Linked DNA regions of Homo sapiens: region 2 is linked to region 1. The links are chromatin loops, found by intact Hi-C in ENCODE. Cell type or tissue: heart left ventricle. All regions are shown on one strand. Links, peaks and the distances in the headings refer to the core of each region. The heading gives the core; the rest is flanking DNA. Region 1 has its middle 58 kb from the start of FRMPD4. Region 2 overlaps FRMPD4 (FERM and PDZ domain containing 4).

Region 1 (9,588 bases), core at 2,629-7,628:
GCAAATTAGCAGCAAGACAGCCAATGACCACAGTGGTTGCTGAATTAGTTTGCCTGGACTGAACTGGGCTTCCCATGGGTCTTGATAGCAAAGAGCACTGGGAAGTTGAATGTGGAATTACAAAACAAGACATTTCTCACTTCACAAGTCCTCTCCTCTCCCTACCCTTTCCTTAGGAATGTTTTAACCCCCACTTCTGGCCTTTGCTTCATAATAAATATCTCAGAAAATTATTCTATGAATTCTTTTTGAAACTGTTTCTGCCTTTGTTTTGTTGTTGTTGTTTTTGTTGTTTGTTTGCTTGTTTGTTTTGAAACATAGCCATAAGGAATGTTTTTCATTGCTCTCTTTCCTGCCCTGAATGAGGAATAGACACTTGGGGTAGAGAACGAAGAACATTTCTCAGTTCTACTGGAAGTTGGCTGCAGCATATCAAATGCATGAATAAAGCATTTGGTTCTTAAGATAGAGTTATATCTTCACTGACTCCTTTACTCTCTATAGAGTAGCGCCAACTGGTGTTTCCAAATGGCAAGTTAGTAGTCCTTAGATAGGATAATGCTGGTGAAAGCATCAACTGCAGCTTAAACCCTAGCAAAACGTGTGTGTGTGTGTGTGTGTGTGTGTGTGTATGTGTGTGTGTGTGTGGAGAGAGAGAGAGAGCGAGCGAGCATATCCTGACCTGTTGCCAGGGTTTACAGGACAGCCTAGTGTCTTGAGACAGAAATCTTACCTAAAGATTCTAAAAGTTAGCTTTAAATCAAAGTCTATTTGTCAGAAGCAAGAGTGGATGGGAAAGAATACCGCCTGGCAGCTTAAGAGTCCTAGTTGAAAACTACAGATGATCAAATAAATACCTGCTATTCCCACTTTGATCTGGAAAGTTCTGATTTCCCCCTGGTAGCCCATAGAGATCAAGGACCCTCAAAAATCCACAATTGAAGGCACTCTGATTTCCCTTCCTCCACAGAGAGCAGATTTTCTACCACTTTATCTATGCATTGATGACCTTTCCTTAGCCCTTGATGGTAACTGCTTTTGCTTCTAGGAATTCCTTGCTCAAATTCCACAAAACAACTCTATTTTTATTCTCTCCCTCCTCCAAACAGACCTTTTTCTGCATTCTCTTCTCTCTTTCCTAAATCTGCACTCAACCTTGTTCATCATGAATGCCTCCAGACTGGATAATACACCTCAAGTTTGTATTATTTTAATACCATTTCCAAACACTATCCCTGCCTCCAGTTCTTTCATAGTGGCACAGCGTTGCATTTTTCTTCTCAAATTATTTCCTCAGCTCTGCCAGCACCCTTTTCCTCTCATTCTGTTTTTTTTATTAATTCATTTTTCTCATGATTTTACAGGGCTTATGTTTCTTTATATTTCCATCAGAGTTTGAGTCAAATGTTCTTTTGTGTACTTGAATAAATCTTCCACTGGTTATTTACATCATCTGCCTCCTCCATCGCAAATTTACTGTTTCCAGTTATAAGCATTTTTGTTTAGACCCCACATTTGTGTTCTGTTTTGTGTACTTTGAATTGGGACTGTTCTGCTTGTCTTCCCAGTAGGTAGCAATGACAGAATCTTTTTATTTCATCTGACCTCTCTTTGAATCTTGCTCTTGGAACCCTAGATGGAGGGCTGGGCATTACTGCTATTAGACTATATTCAGTCCCTCGGTTCCTAATGGCACAAGGAAGGGAGTGTGGGGCTTTGAGCTGGAAACAGAGAAATCCACCTTCTTGACATTTCCTTCCCGAACTGATGAAACTCGTGCACCAGGGGTATTATGTGTCAGGCCAAGGCATGCCATTTCTAATGGAAAAGCATCTCTCATATTTTCACCCACTTAGGGCTGACCTGTCCACTTTGCAGAGAAAGTGGGTAAGGGTGAAATCTAGAGGCTTTCCAGACTTCTGTTTGTTGACACCGTGTGGAATTTTCTATACATAGTTCTCTTTGATGCACTGCTGCCAGTTGGTCTCTAGATACCATTTTATGCTGTTCCTCGCCCCAAGCATCACCTGCAGACTTCTCTCTCTCTCTCTCTCTCAGGAAGTCCAGCCAATAAAGAAGAGTATTACATGGCTCCACACTTTTCCTTTAGTGCCATAATCACTGCTCCTCCATGGGGTGTTCATTCACTGTTGCTGTATAACAAATTACTGCAATTTTAGTGGCTTAAAGCAACACACATTATTTTACAGTTTCTGTGGCTCATGTTTGAGCACAGCTTAGCTAGGTCCTCTGCTCAAGACCTCACATGCCTGCAATGCTGGTGTCAGCCAGGGCTACAGTCACCTGTAGCCAGACTGGAGAAAGATCTTCCTCCAAGTTCCCTCAGGCCGTTGGGAGAAGTCATCTCCTTGAGGTCGTAGAACCAAAGTCCTTGGTTTCTCACTAGCTGTCAGATGGAGACTGTCTTCAGGTCCTAGATGATTCCCACGGTTTCAAGAAATGTGGCTTATTCCATAGGCAGTTCACAACATGATAGCTCACTTCTTGAAGGCCAGCAGGATAATTTCTCATTCTAGTGTTTTAAGGCGAAGTCTTATATTATGTAATATAATAATGCGAATAGCATCCCAGCAACTTTTCCATTGTCTATTGGTTAGAAGCATCCACACTCAAGGGGAAGGGATTCTACAAGAATGGATTCATTGCAGGTCACCTTGGGGTATGAAGAATGAAACTGGCCATTTCTTCTTAGCAGAGCCTCTCAGAATTTATTGCCTCTCTTCTTGTACCACAAACACCTTCTAAAGACTCTGCAACCCTCTGAATAGGGAACATCAAGTTCTAGATGCAGTACATTTCCACAATCAAGAAAATAATTGTAAAGGTATCTGATTTTACAGTCCATAAGCATTAACGTCAATTTGGTTGGTTTAATTATCAAGTGTCAGATTCCATCCTAAGAAATCACTTAGAAACACAGTACTAATGTCTAGGACAGTATTTCTCAACCTCAACATTATTGACATTTGAATCTGTATAATTCTTTGTGGTGGAGCACTACCCTGCGCATTGTAGGATGTTTAGTAACACCCCTGGCCTCTGCACACCACATACCAGTAGCACTCCTCACCTTTCTGGTTGTATCAACTAAAAATGTCTCCAGACACTGGAAAGTGTCGCTTGGTAAGTGGGGGTGCATAATCAACCTCAATTGAGATCCACTAAGCCAGGGTCTTTCCCCAGGTTTCCATTAAGGAGACAGTGGGCGTCTCTTGATTGCAGTAAAATCCATGCAGTGTAATTTCATGGAAACATAATTAGGGTGAAATTGGTATGAACACAGCTGTGAGTCTCCCACTGCATTACAACTGATGATCTAAGGCAATTGGAAATTTAGAACTGGTTTCAGGCAGCCTACTAGGGTTTAAAGGGTTCCAGTCCTAATTTGGACCATAATTTCTGTATGCTCAGGTCACCTCATCTGTAAAATATGTATATTTTACACATTTCTATAAAATAATGGTAGAATAATGGTATTGTAGCACCAGAAGCCATACTTTTATTTGATTTGAAAAGTTCTCTATGTTTATTGAAATTCTCCACCGCCGCCCCCTCCCCCCACACCAACAATGTACCTAGTAGTTGAAATATCTATTTACCATTGACAGTCTCAGGACATTTAACTAAAAAAGAATGAAGTTTTGCAACTTATATAATTAAACATTAATAAAAACTCAGATGAAAGATACAGTTATTTTAATGAATCTGTACACAAGATCCATTTCCAAAGGTTTATGTCCCCATTTTTACACTTTAAGACTTTATTTTTTAGCCCTTCCAATAATAAAATGTACACAACTGGAAATGAAAGTCCTCAGACACATGTTTGGCAATCTATTAGAAATTGCAATTTGTATAGATGACCCCATAAATCTAAAGTACTGGCACTCATGAAAGATTATTTCCATTTATTTTGTTTCATTATGTAATATTTTTCTCTAAGCCAAGGTAGTATTAGGTCCTGCCAGTGCTATACTCATAACCTGATGATTTCATTTATTTTGTAAACATCTGCAGTCTTAGACCTACCTATTTAAGTCATTCTGCTATTGGCAGCGTTAACTGAAATATATTCTGCAACCAAGGTCTTAAAATAGAGACCTATTAATAATCTATTGCTACAATATAAACTGGCTAAAAACATGAATGTCTCTTTACATTCTAGGCTTTAAATAAAAAGTAAAATTAAGGATACATCTTAATGTGCCATTTGGATCATTAACACATTTGTGTAGAAATTAAGTTTTTACATTTTGAAAATTGTTGCTGAGCCAGTTACTTTTGGAAACTCTTAGAGATCAGATCCTTCTAATCAGTAACACGCTTCTTTCTCTGAGTGCAGATAGAATGAAGAGAGGAGAGGATGATAGCATTATTTGCCAACTCTGTGGCTCTCCACTTTTCCCTCCATAATAAGTTAGCAAATTCTTTTTCTTGCTTTACTTTGATTACCCAGGGATAGATTCACTATTTCTAAGTTTCATACCTAAAATGGTTTTACATTGCAGTCTTGGTTTACACTTGTTTTCCTGGTGTCATTATTTTCAAAATCTTCATTCACTCTCAAAAGCTTTCTGGTTTGGACGATAACATATGTGGTCCTCCTTCTAATCACCTCTTCTTGACAGCCTGGTGAAAAAGTGGTCCATGTTTCTATTTAGGTGGTATCACCACATATGTCCACCAGGGAGTGCTCTTGTTTTTGGCTTACATCCCTCAGCTAGAGGTGGTTTTTCTCCTGGCAAATTTTAAGTGAGGAGAAAAAGCCTGTGGATTTCTGTGAGAAGACATTTAACTAGACACAAAGCTCTCAGTAGAACTTCTAAAACTTGGAAGCAAAAAAATAAAAACACAGTCTACCTTGAAACCATAAGAAAATATCAGCACCTGTAGAAGGAACAGAAGACAGTTATTCCTAGGAGAAAAATAAGAGGAAGCATCTAGGGTTCTAGAAATTATGTATTATGTGATTATCTGGGAATTATAATTCAGAGAGAATTTATGAGCATGTCTCTTTCAGTAGTGATTACAGCTGCTTTTTTAGGTAACTGAAGAAGGTCAATGCAATACTGTCATATGTTTCTTCAGCAACTCTGCTAAACCATGTAAAAGCTGAATTATTTCTTTATAAAGGCATCAATATTGTATTTTATTACCTTCCCCCAAAATGTGCCAGACTTAACTAGTGTGAATTATTTACCTATTTGTTTGCCTTTCCTCCCATTTAAATGGCTGCTTATTTAAAGCTACCTACAGGAAACTTTATCACAGCAAATCTTTCCTTGCTTTTGCAAATTGGTTCTTTTCATGAGCTAAATCACCTAGTACAGAGCACATGACCCAAAGACTAGACTATGGTTTACTACAACCTGCTGCCCAGCAGGAAACCCTGGCCCCTCATATGCTAAGACCACAGAGAATGATAATAAGCGTTCCTTTGTTGCATTTATTTTTATCTTGGTTGTAGATATAACCTGTGTGTTATAATTGGGTTGAGGTTAATGCTGACAACATTTTCCTTCCCTCTAGGCTAATAGTATCTTTCTTTTTTCAACTCACATTTTCCCATAAGCTACACTGTGGGAGGGCTGCCAATATATTTACTTACTTACAGTTTAATATGAGCAAAGCAGTCTTCATCAGGTGATTTTCAGGTCATGGTTTTATCAGTGGTGAACTTGTCATGACTCGATGTTTCTCTTTTTTATGACTTCTTTCTCAGCCATGACTTTGACCATAGAGTCTTACATACTCTATGTACTTAACAGAGAGAAAGGAAGTTTGTAGATCTAGTAACAGGCTGATAAGGAACAACAAGGCTGACTGAAACCTTTCCCACCCTGAATGACACTTAGATCACTGCTTTTAGAATACTAGTTTCTTCTATTTAATTCTTTTGGTATGATTTTAGATTCCAATGGGGAGGGAGAAATATATGGCCATCCACCCTTTCAGGAGTTGTGCTTTTCATGTTTTTATTACCTTTGAAATTCCCTAATGGCACCAAAATTGACAGCTCCTACCTTAGAAAATTTCATCAGTATTCTCTGCTCTGTATGAAATGAATTTCCTCATTCCTATGAAATTTATGATGTGAGGAGTGAGCCACCATAAATATTTTTCCCCTCACTGTGACATTATTCAGACAGTCAGTGAGTTATACTTTTGAAATTATCTGATGTAGCCCGATTGACAATATTTTTAGTTTTCTTTCCTTTCAAGTGTCAAACACAAGTCATTTTCTATAGGAGACTGATAAACTGTTAAAGCAAAATGAGATATTTACCCAAATAAAATTATAATATGAGATGCAATTAATTCCTTGTTTATTGTGTCTTTGAAAATGTCGAATTGTGTTTCTCTGTGGTTGTGTGTATATGTGCATTCTGAAGCACCTTTCTTTTTGCAAAAGGCTTATTGATATGGTTTGGCTGTGTCATGACCCAAATCTCAACTTGAATTGTATCTCCCAGAATTTCCACATGTTGTGGGAAAGACCAGGGGGATGTAATTGAATCATGGGGGCTGGTCTTTCCTGTGCTATTCTCATGATAGTGAATAAGTCTGATGAGATCTGATGGGTTTATCAGGGGTTTCCACTTTTGCTTCTTCCTCATTTTTCTCTTGCTACTACCATGTAAGAAGTGCCTTTTGCCTCTTGCCATGATTCTGAGGCCTCCCCAGCCATGTGGAACTGTAAGTCCAATTAAACCTGTTTTTGTTCCCAGTTTTGGGGATGTCTTTATCAGGAGAATGAAAATGAGCTAATACAGTAAATTGGTACTAGAAGTGGGGTATTGCTGAAAAGATACCCAAAAATGTGGAAGTGACTTTGGAACTGGGTAACAGGCAGAGGTTGGAACAATTTGGAGGGCTCAGAAGAAGACAGGAAAATGTGGAAAAGTTTGGAACCTCCTAGACACTTATTGAATGGCTTTGACAAAAATATTGATAGTGATATGAACAATAAGGTCCAGGATGAGGTGGTCTCAGATGAAGATGAGGAACTTGGGAACTAGAGCAAAGATGACTCTTGCTATGTTTTAGCAAAGAGACTAGCGGCATTTTCCCCCTGCCCTAGAGATTGGTGGAACTTTGAAATTGAGAGAGATGATTTAGGGTATCTGGCAGAAGAAATTTATAAGCAGCAAAGCATTCAAAAGGTAACTTGGGTGCTGTTAAAAGCAATCCATTTTAAAAGGGAAATTGAGCATAAAAATTCAGAAAATTTGCAGCCTGATGATGCAGTAGAAATGAAAAACCCATTTTTTGAGGAGACATTCAAGCTGGCTACAGAAATTTGCATAAGTACCAAGGAGCCTAATGTTAATTCTCAAGACCATGGGGAAAATGTCTCCAGGCCATGTGAGAGACCTTCATGGCATCCCCTCCCATCACAGGCCTGGAGGCCCAGGAGGAAAAAGTGGTTTCATGGGCCAGGCCCAGGGTTCCCATGCTGCGTGCAGCCTAGGGACTTGGTGCCCTGCGTCCCAGCCACTCCAGCCATGGCTGAAAGGGGCTAATGTAGAGCTTGGGATGTGGCTTCAGAGGGTGCAAGCCCCAAGCCTTGGCAGCTTCCATGTGGTGTTGAGCTTGCAGGTACACAGAAGTCAAGAATTGAGGTTTGGGAACCTCCGCCTAGATTTCAGAAGATGTATGGAAATGCCTGGATGCCCAGGCAAAAGTTTGCTGCAGAGGTGGGGGCCCTCATGGAGAACATCTGCTAGGGCAGTGTGGAAGGGAAATGTGGGGTCAGAGCCCCCAAACAGAGTCCCTACTGGGGTACTGCCTAGTGGAGCTATGAGAAGAAGGCCATCATCCTCCAGACCCCAGAATGGTAGATCCACTGGCAGTTTGTACTGTGTGCCTGGAAAAGCCATAGACACTCAATGCCAGCCTGTGAAAGCAGCCAGGAGAGAGGCTGTACCCTGCAAAGCCACAGGGGCGGCTGCCCAAGACCATGGGAACCCACCTCTTGCATCTGAATGACCTGGATGTGAGACCTGGAGTCAAAGGAGATCATTTTGGAGCTTTAAAATTTGACTGTCCCACTGGATTTCAGACTTGCATGAGCCCTGTAACCCCTTTGTTTTGGCGAATTTCTCCCATTTGGAACAGCTGTATGTATCAAATGCCTGTACCCCCATTGTATCTAGGAAGTAACTAGCTTGCTTTTGATTTTACAGGCTCATAGGTGGAAGGGACTTGCCTTGTCTCAGATGAGACTTTGGACTGTCAACTTTTAGTTAATGCTGAAATGAGTTAAGACTTTGGGGGACTGTTGGGAAGGCGTGATTGCTTTTGAAATGTAAGGACATGAGATTTGGAGGGGCCAGGGGGCAGAATGATATGGTTTGGCTGTGTCCCCACCCAAATCTCAACTTGAATTGTATCTCCCAAAATTCTCATGTGTTATGGGAGGGACCCAGTGGGGGGGGGGGTAATTGAATCATGGGGGCTGGTCTTTCCTGTGCTATTCTCATGATAATGAATAACTCTCACAAGATCTGATGGGTTTATCAGGGGTTTCCGCTTTTGCTTCTTCCTAATTTTTCTCTTGCTGCCACCATGTAAGAAGTGCCTTTTGCCTCCTGCCATGATTCTGAGGCCTCCCCAGCCATGTGGAACTGTAAGTCCGATTAAACCTCTTTTTATTCCCAGTTTTGGGTATGTCTTTGTCAGCAATGTGAAAAAAAAACTAATACACTTATATTTCAGAATGAGTAAACAGATGGAATATTCAAATAATTTGGGTGCTCTGTAGGAGTGATGGAGAATTTCTGATGTTAGTATTAAGAATCTTATTTCTGATTATCAAAATAAAGCCAAAATCTTTGGTGGGTCATTATTTAAAATAATGAACATTTTCCAACATAGTAGGACAACAAATAAGCATGGATTTTGAAATTTCTTGCCTCTTCTCTGTGAATAAAAGCAGAATGGTATAATTGATAATTAAAAGCATCTTCTTACATAGGAAAATTCCAGAAGAAAGAAGCCACATTGGTTGGAAGCTTTGGAAAGACCAATTACTTAAGAGCGAGATCCCCTTGTGTATGGAAGATTTGATGGCACATGGATTTGGACAGGAGAATATGCACATTGACGACATAAAAGCCTTCAGACAAACTCTAATGTGACATTTTAAATTTTGGTAGAGCGAGAAAAGTGTTGGGGAAAAGACAGTTGTTTGGATATCATCAGGGGATCAGAAATAATGGAAGAATAGAAAATAAAAAACAGCATGGATAAAATGCCTATAGTCTCAACCCAGTATATTTAAAACTCAGTGCTGGGAATAAAAGAAATCACAAGATAGATACTAATCTCAATTAAACAATTAACTCTCATAATGGTGTTTACTAATGCCCCATAATAGCAGATATACCACCAGATGGCAATTTTATTCAGTAAATGTGACTTCAAAGAGTTGAATTAAAGTCTTCATGTGGATCTACCATACGGCAATTACTGCACTAAACATGTGTATTTCTATTTTGTAAAATTAAAATATAATTTAAATGTCTGAGAGGGCTTATGTTTTATAGAAACCTGTGAGTATCTTTT
Region 2 (9,588 bases), core at 2,449-7,448, 620 kb after region 1:
CACAACTTCCCGCTCCAGTTACATTTCTTTTAAAATGTTGGAAGGAAATAAACTTCTAATAATCATTCTTTCTTTAACTTTATTTTTCCTTATAGAATCAGAACTAGAAGTGAAGTGCTAAAAATCAAGTGAAGTGCTAAAAATCTCTAGAAAAGAAAACGGATTTAAATATCCTGAAACAAACCAGCTATATGCCTTTGAAATCAATGCATATGAAAAAATCGATTGCTAAAATATTTGTAGGCATGATAAAAGTGGAGAGTAAGAAATTATATTTTTTCCAATAATAAAATCATTTTAAAACATTTAATTTCTATGAAAACCTCCCAATGGAACTTTTAAGCAACTTTACCTGAATTTCTAGTGGTTTGATACTAAACTTCTGCTAGAAAACATTATTTATATACTACTTAAAGTTTCCAAGAAATTGTTTCTGTTTGTTTATTTTAGAAAGTGTTATGGACTGCCATTTCTAATGGCTTGAGGCAACCTTTTTGCATTACGTTAATTCATTTCCCAAAACCAGTGTAACCTTCTGATACTAAAAGTAAACTCAAGATAAGATGGCTTATGGAAAATTCAAGAAAGAAAAGTTGAACCAGTAATTAAAGGAGTCAGAGATATAGTGATTCCTGACTTTCTAACACACCAGGACAAACCTTCTGGCAAAATAGCTCATGAAGTCGCTGTGAAACACAACAGCAAGGCTGGCCAGCACTAGTGGCCTCTTAGTGTCCCCAATTTCTTTATTCCTGGTTTGCTTTACCCTCAGCCAGTGATAAGTAGCCCATAGCCCTCAAGTCTCAGGAATCCACTCGGCTCTGCAGGCCTGCCCACAGCCAGAAAGCTGGTGTGACTACTCAGGATGCCCACATATGTACAAGTAGGGTGTCTTTTTCCATTGGAATTCTTCTGTTCAACAAAGTTAGCGAACTGTAAATACATACACATGCATGCATACACACACCACGGGACTCAATAAAGCTATTTTATTTTAAATTTTTTAATTGCAGCTCACATTTTTGTATTGCCAGATCTGTCCCCTGCATAAGAGTATTACACACAACTGTGTTGGTTCATGCTGCATGGTTTTCATTTTGTTTTGTTGACTCCTTGAAGGGAAATCGATGAGCTCTTGCCTTCTTTCTTAGAGTCCAATGTCTTTCATTCATTCAAGTGTTTATTAAACACCTATTATTATTTATTAATTGATTTCCTTTTGTTGCAAAAGGAATTAAGAAACGAACTTCTAGTATGTGACACATATTATGCTGTATAAAATGAAAACAAACTGAAATGAGCCATGGTCCTTAACCCTGAAGAACCTGTGGTATATTTTAAGCTCCATTGAGCAAGTGGAACAATATCATCATGATATCAGAAGTTTGGAGTAGTTTGAATACTTGTAGAATCTGGTGTACTACATGGGCCAAAACTTCTGTCTTCCTACTTTCCAATGTGATGTCATCTAAGGTTGACACTATCATGTTTTCATTGCAATAGTCAGTCTGGAGTCTAATTTGGAAAAACAAAACAAAACACAGCAATGTTATGCAATAATAAACCATACTGGACAATCTCTCTGCTGTCTCTTTGGATCCCCTTTTTGTACTCCCCAACATAGATTTGGGGTGCTATCACTAACAGCCAGCATCTGCAGATCTTCTTCCAAGGACTGCCCTCAGACTACCGGAGCCCATCGTGTCCAAACCTGGAAACTCACATCCCCTGGGACAGCTCTAAATGAATGACTCATCAGTGCTCCTTTGGCTGAGGTCTCAGCAGCTCTGTGGTATAGCTACCACTCCATGGTCTCCTGCAGGATCAGGCTATAGCTACTCTCTGCTGGGGTTCCCTGAGGAGGCACCCTTGCTTGGCTTCCTCTTCTTTCCTGACCTGCTTCCCCCACTCCCTTACTAGCCTCCCCTGGGAGCACTTTCTTAATAAGTCCCTTGCACACAACCCCTCATCTCAGGGTCTGCTTCTGGGGAACCCAACCTAAGTGGCAAGGTTATGTGTAGTTTTCAGGGAATGAGTATCTATAAATACTAAAAGAATATCCGCTGATTCTTTCCTTAGTGTCCAAAAAAAGTCGACTGCTTCAGTGTCCCTCAGCCATTTCTCAGTCAGCACTGAAGGGTTCTTGTGTGATTGGTCTACTCTTCCAGGTGACACAGAGGCCCAGCTCCCATAAGATGAGATGTCTTTTCCGAATTAGCTTCGTCCCAAAAGATCCAATTGACCTTTTAAGGAGAGATCCAGTTGCTTTCGAGTATCTCTATGTTCAGGTATGTTAAAATTTTGGCATGTTTTATATCAATGTTGTGATATAAACTAACTCTGGGGCTTTGCCCTGAATTCTTTAACTTGAAATCTTTCTTTTTTGTCCCCCACCTCAAGCTCAGTGAATCGTACGATAATTCTATGATGCTCTTTTTATTTTTACGTTTGATTTTGAAATAACATCATACTTCCAAAAAAGTTGCAAGAGTAGTCATCTATACCCTTCACCCAGATTCACCAGTTGTTAACATTTTACCACATTTACTTGCTCTTTAGTATATACACGTTTTCTCTGCCCACACAAATACACATACAAATGTATATAATTTTTTTCTAAACCATATGAAGGTCAATTACCAAAATAATTCTGGTTTACTCCTAAATACTTCAGTGTGTGTTTTCTAATAACAAAGACATTTTCTTATACAATTATTATACAAGTAACAAAATCAGGAAAGTAAACATTGATACATTTCCATTATCTCATCTACAGTTTATATCCATATTATGCCTATTATCCTCAAAATGTCTTTTATATATACATTTTTTCTAGAACAAGATGCACTGCAGGATCCCATTTTGCACTTAGTTGTCATGTCTCTTTAATCTCCTTAAATCTGGAACATTCCTCAGCCCTTTTTTGCCTTTCACGACCTTGATAGTTTTGAGGAGTACTAGTCAGCTATTTTATAGAAATCTCTCAATTTGGGTTTCTCTGATGTTTTCTTATGATTAGATTGATGTCATACATTTTGGGAAGAACAACGCGAGTGACTTTGTGTCCTCAGTGTAACACATCAAGAGGCACATGATGTCAGTTTATCCCTTTAATGGCAAAATGAACTTCGACTCTTGGTTAAGGTGATGTTCTCCGAATTCACCCAAAAGCTACTACTATTCCTTTTGTAATTAAAAAGTAATTTGTGGAGAGTCACTTTGTAACTCTTTTTTTTTTATTTATTTATTTATTTTGAGACGGAATCTTGCTCTTGTCACCCAGGCTGGAGTGCAATGGCATGACCTTGGCTCACTGCAACCTCTGCCTCCCGGGTTCAAGTGATTCTCCTGCCTCAGCCTCCCAAGTAGTTGGGATTACAGGTGCCTGCCACCACGCCCAGCTAATTTTTGTATTTTTAGTAGAGACGGGGTTTTGCCATGTTGGCCAGGCTGGTCTCAAACTCCTGACTTCATGATCCACGCACCTTGGCCTCCCAAAGTGCTGGGATTACAGGCGTGAGCCACCGTGCCCGGCCTGTAACTCTTATTATCTTCTTCATCAAACTCTCACCCACTAGTTTTAGTACTGAATGATGATTTTTTTCTTTTTTTGAGACGGAGTTTCGCTCTTGTTGCCTTGGCTCACCGCAACCTCTGCCTCCTAGGTTCAAAAGATTCTACTGCCTCAGCCTCCCGAGTAGCTGGGATTACAGGCATGCACCACTACTCCAGGCTAATTTTGTATTTTTAGTAGATATGGGGTTTCTCCATGTTGGTCAGGTTGGTCTCGAACTCCCACCCTCAGGTGATCTGCCCACCTCAGTCTCCCAAAGTGCTGGAATTATAGGCGTGAGCCACCGCGCCCAGCCCTAATTGATTATTCTTATCTGAATCCATTATTATAATTGTGGTTGAAAATTATGATTTTTCTAATTTCATTATTGCTTCTGCATTTATTAATTGGTATGATGAGAGTTTTCCCTTCTCCTTTATTTACTTATTTGTTCATTCATTTGATGCTTAAATTATTCTGTAAAATTGTGATATTCATTTTACTGAATTGTTAATTTCAACGTGGTAAAACTTGAAGAGAACAGTCTTTTCCAGACTGATATCTGATTCTGAGCTATAATTCCCCAAAGATGAAAGTTTCCAGGAATGAGTATCTGGTGTAGTTTGTCCCAAAGGGAATTTATCCAAGTTGATATTTATGAGGTGTTCCTATATTTTACTATAACTGCTTCCTATTACTCTCACTTAAATTTCCAATATAATCACATTAAACAGTAAGAACCAACTGACCTAATCCTTAGACAGCTTAGACATCTAGCAGTAGAACTAACTACTCGAAGAGGTTGCAAATCTAAACATAACCTCCCCCTCCCCACTGCCAGAAAGAGAGAAAAAACAAAAATGAAGCAAAAAAAAAAAAAAAAAAAAGACACACTGTCTTTGAGAATATCTGTATAAGGCAAAGATTGCTGGAGCCATATATAAAAGATATAAAGCAAAAATGTAAGAAAAATATAATAAAAAGAAGCATTTGTTAACTCTAGGTAGTTAATAACACTGGTGTTTGCTTTACCATTTCCAATACTTTCCTGTATATTTCAAAACATTTGTAATCTTCAAAAGCTGGGTAGAAAAAAAAGTAGGCGGAAGATGGAAGAGAGACTAGACAAGGTAGGTATCAGAGGTTAAGAATGGTGACATAAATTAAAGTGGCAATAAGCCCTGAAGATCACAGGTTAAGTCAGACAGGAAAGACACAGAACATACAAGAATGTTCTAGCAGATGGGGGCACTCAGGGTGAGGCCAGTCAAATTTTCCCCACCTCAGTGGTCTTTGGAAGACTGTGGTATTTACAGCTCAGTGGGATGATTAATGTTCATGAAGATAACCCTACATCATTGGGAAAAGTCAAGTCCTGTTCAATGAACCCTGTTGACCAAGTAAAGAAATGTGTAGTGTGCTTTAAAATATTTTCCACCCCGAACAACGAAACTGCCACGTTTTGGGTTTTTTAAATGTTAAGCTTTGATCACCTGGACCCCTCACTTGTCAACAATATCTCCTTGTCCCCAGCAGGCGTGACTGCATGAAACAGAGCCTGATTCTCAGCTGATCTGTTACTGCATCTTCCCCATGTCCCTGCTGAAAACCAACCCAGGGCTTTGCTACTGCAGCTCAGATCATGTGCTACATTGTTAGTTGCAAATAAATAGTTATAGGCGCTGGTCAGTAGTCGCTGTAGACAGTGAGTGCATTCAGTGGTTTTTCTCTATAATTATATACTCACCCCATTCACAAGATGGTGCTTTAAAACTATTTTACTCTGCTTCCATTTAAACATCACGAGTCCATTGCATTTATAAAAGAACAATGTGGTTGCATTTGTCTTGGGGAGAGGAGACCTCTTAAGTAGACAAGGAGTACAGCTAAACCCAGTTCTGTTTAAGGTGTGTTTGCACAAATCTAATATAGCTTAGGGAGATCTTTCTTATTCAACAGACACATGTTTTATACATGTGAGACTGTCCTCAGAACACGAAAATGTGTCTGGAAATCTTGCCCAGGGACTAACAGAAAAAGACTGAGGATGTTTCTGCTTTCTTGCCTTGGGTATAAAATAGGCAGTGAATTAGCCACCTCTTCAAGGCATAGCCAGAGGGGGAAAAATAGAAAAACAGGTATGGTAGGCAATAAAGACCAAAATAAAGCAACTGTCATATATCCTCCGCTGAAACAGGAAATCAGAATGTCTTTGCCTCAGACCCTCTTCTTTGAAATGCCTTGTATCACAGAATGCGTGCTACCATAAGTCTAAAATAACATCTAATATAAGTCAACAGATCTGCAAATGGTGTCTGGGTGCCCATGTTGATTTCAAGATACTAAAAAGATGCAATAAAACAAGCCTAGAGAACAAAAGAGTAAGCAGGAGCAACATGTATCACTTTACAAAGATAAAATCAATTTAACTTAGTGGGCTCCTAATGAGGACAGTAGCCATTGACTAGATGAATCATGAAAACAGAAGTTGCAATAGTAATATCTATTAATCTCCTAGTTCTTAATGGTCCATGACATATTTTACAGATTTTAGCATATATATTAACAATAAATGCTAATAGTCCAGATTGTTCAAATTTATCATTACAACGGGCTATACTGACATTTACCTGTCCACTATCTGTTAAGAAAAAGACTGTTATGTCAATTAGCAAATGAGTAAGACCTAAGAGGCTCCAAAATGTTTTCAAATACTATAGTACTATTGGTTTCCTTTTTAAGATCTAACATGTTAGTTATAAATGAACATTCTGGAAGCCTCAAGTGGAGCCTTTTGGGACCTCTATTTAGCAAAACAGATACTACCCATTTGCTTGTATAACTGTATTTTAAGTAATACAGTTGAGAGCAATAAAAGCATGATTAGTACCAAATATATATATATTTGGAATATATATATATGTTCCAAATTTCATTCTCCAGGATCAGTCTGAACTAATTATATCATGTAATTAATCACCTTGTCAAAAAATTCATCCAGAAGCCTAGTTAAATACAGGGTAAAGCAGTGATGGGAAATATGGTCCCAGCTATGACTCTTAGGAGAAGTAATAGTGATGGCTAATCTTTATCAAGTATCTTCCATTTCATGAAACATATTTACAGGTATCATGGCAACCTTGCGAGTTCATTGCTAACTCTCAAGTTAGTTGTTTTTGAGACTTAACCCATTTTTCCGATAAGGAAACTGAGGCTGAAGAGAGATGAAATGCCATGTTCGAGGTCATTTTATTAGAAGTTGACAGAACTTAGAATCAAACCTGGGGCTTTTGTCTCTAAATTCTATGCCCAAATCCTCTTTCAATCCATTATGGCATAGCAGTTGCTGAAGAAAATGATTTATCAAAATGATTTCTCAAAAAATTGATTCCTCACTGTGCCAATGGTTTTCTCACCCCATCCTTTATGGGACTGTATAAAATGACCCTATCTAGGCTCTCAACCCCTTGGAGCTCATGTGGACAACCCTGAGCACTTGGAAATAACTGGTAAACCCAAGACTAGCAAAACAAAATGGCAGCCTGTAATTGCTCTCGGAGGCTGCCTTAAATCAGACCACCCTATCTCCTGTCTCTGGACAGACCCACTTCTGACAAGGGGTGCTGTGCAATCCAAATAGGTTTAAGATTTTAAGGAGAAGCAAAGGTGGAAGATCACATTAGGGATGAACAGGTGAGAGAATGTGACTTCACTCTTAGCAGTGAAGTGATGGGCTGAGAGACATGCACCCATGGCACGTGGATACAGAGCGTGCACGCACGGCACAGCACCGGTGCAGCATGGGTGAGTGTGCACAGTGTAAATATTGTATGCAGAAGCCATCCAGGGGTATATGTTCCTATTTTAGTAAAATCAATATAGGAAGCGGTTATAAATGTGCTTCTGTTGGAAAGGAGGCAAGCAAATCTTGATATAGTTTTTCATTTGAGGCCAAGGGCCCACAGAAGTTTCACTAAAAAATCAAGTCAAAAAAGACAAATGAATTAGAGAAAAGGCATACAAATATATTTAACGTATATCCATGGGAGCCTTCAGAATGAAATCCCAAAGATACAAGGGAAATTGTCCATTTTTATGCTAATGTTCAACAAAGTATGGATAGCCATGTAGAAATAGGATTGGACTAAAAGGGCCTGACCTAATGCTAACGGACTGAATGAAGAAACCTAGCAAGGCCTAGATTCTTCTTGGCCTCTCTGAGCAGCGTTCCTTCCTTCTGGGTGTGGGGCAGGACCCTTTCTGGAATGGGAGTCTTATGACCTACAATCAAACCATGTTGGTCAGATAATTTCTTTATGGCCAGTCTTTACACAGGGCAGAGGGAAAATTAGAGTCATATTTTTAGGTTTTAAGGCTGGCTTTGGGGAAAGGGGGTTCTAGTTTCTATGACCCACCTTGGGGAAGAGGGATTCTAGTTTCTATGGCTAGCCTCCAGGGATAACAGAAATTAAAAAACAGGAGGGCAGGAGAAGGTCAAAGAAATACTTTTGTTTCTGAGGCCTTCATTTTGGGATATTGTTTTTTGAGCTCCAACAAAATATTCTTGGGGCAAGCCAAAGAATAAAGAAAAGGAGGAAATAAGAAAGAAGCTAAATACCATATTTTCTAGCCCAGGAATCCAGTTTCCCATAACAAAAGTAAGTGAACGCACGTGTAGAATATGCCTAAGCAATGCAGCGCTTCCCAGCAGCACTTAGCTCACTGCCTTGTGTCTAAGCAGTAAGTGAGGATACTACTCCAAAGCCAACCTCTGTTCCCATGCAGCACTTTACACTTGATGACACACTCTCAGCCACTCTTCAATTTGATCCCCACAACAAACCCTGTGAGATAGGTGACCTTATTCTACAGATGAACAAACTAAGGCTGAAAGAGGAGGAATGACTCCCAGAAAGTCAGGCACTTGAAAAAGCAGGGCAGTTGCCATTGAAGTGAACAGAGGAGTTCAATAGCTCCCCTTATCCAAGGTACCAATGTGCTGTGATAAAGCACTTGATGTGCACCTCATCTAATCCTCCAGCCACTCCAGTGAGATAGTATGAATCCCGTTTGCACAGATGAGTAAACTGAGGCTGCAAGAGTTAAAGTGAATGGTCTAAAATTACTTACACAGGTAGCCACTGGGAAAGGCAGAACGCCAGAACAGGTGGATATGAGTCCCAAGCCACTGTGCTCACTCACCGTGCTAATTCTGCCTCCCTGCAGCTGCTGTGGCTGATAAGGAGGAGGAGGAGAATGATGTTAGCAGTGACAGTAGTAAACATGTAAGAGGGCTTACACCCTGCCAAGTACGGTTCTAAGAGCTTTTGGGGTTTTGTTTTGGCTTCTTTTTTTTTTTTTTTTTTTTTTTTTGACAAGGTCTTGCTCTTTTGCCAAGGCTGGAATGCAGTGGTGTGATCAAGGCTCACTGCAGCCGCAAACTCTTGGACTCAAGCGATCCTCCTGCTTCAGCCTCCCTAGTAGCTGGGACTACAGGCACACACCACCATGCCCAGCTAATTTTTGTGTTTTTTGTAGAGACTGGATTTCGCCATGTTGCCCAGGCTGGTCTTGAACTCCAGGGCTCACGTAATCCACCCGCCTTGGCCTCCCAAAGTGCTGGGATTCTAAGAACTTTTCATGGTTCACTCATTTAATGGTCACCACAACCCAGTGAAGAGGGAGCAGTATTATCCCCAATTTACAGAAGAGAAAACTGAGGCACAGACAATTAAGAAGGTGCCCAAGTTTGTGCCCCTAATGAAGTGGAGAAACAAGTTTCAAGCCTAAGATTCCAATTCCGGCAGCCTAACTCCAGAAGCCACATTATGCTATCAATGCTGTGTGCATTCAACTGCGGCACCTGTGTTTGGAAATTTCATACCTAAATTCCTAATTGTTTTTACAAAAAGCTAAATATTTAAATAGCAGCTCGTCGATGAATGCTAAATGTTTTGTGTGGTCTCTGTGTTTGCGCTTGCAATTCAATACTGACTCGTTTCCAAGCAGCACGGTGGAGATGTTTCCACATTTAG

The links. Hi-C counts contacts between places; a loop is a spot of excess contacts. Peaks named below come from ENCODE experiments on the same cell type or tissue, not always from the same donor. Only the 100,000 strongest peaks of a DNase experiment are listed, where the experiment ranks them.
Region 2: a loop joins it to region 1, with 6 times the contacts of the local background. A loop is called at or near these places in 38 of 110 quality-filtered maps.

What each region holds. Positions count from the first base shown.
Region 1 is chrX:12,075,727-12,085,314 of GRCh38, forward strand. It overlaps a transcript of FRMPD4 not described here. Among named protein-coding and RNA genes, the nearest start is that of FRMPD4, 58 kb to the right of the region's middle. In heart left ventricle, for the core only: a CTCF peak has its summit at 4,715 (motif pointing right); no DNase peak of the experiment used is centred there.
Region 2 is chrX:12,692,167-12,701,754 of GRCh38, forward strand. FRMPD4 (FERM and PDZ domain containing 4) reads left to right here. Exons shown (of 17, transcript NM_001368397.1): 9 at 2,169-2,288. Among named protein-coding and RNA genes, the nearest start is that of PRPS2, 94 kb to the right of the region's middle. In heart left ventricle, for the core only: no CTCF peak of the experiment used is centred there; no DNase peak of the experiment used is centred there.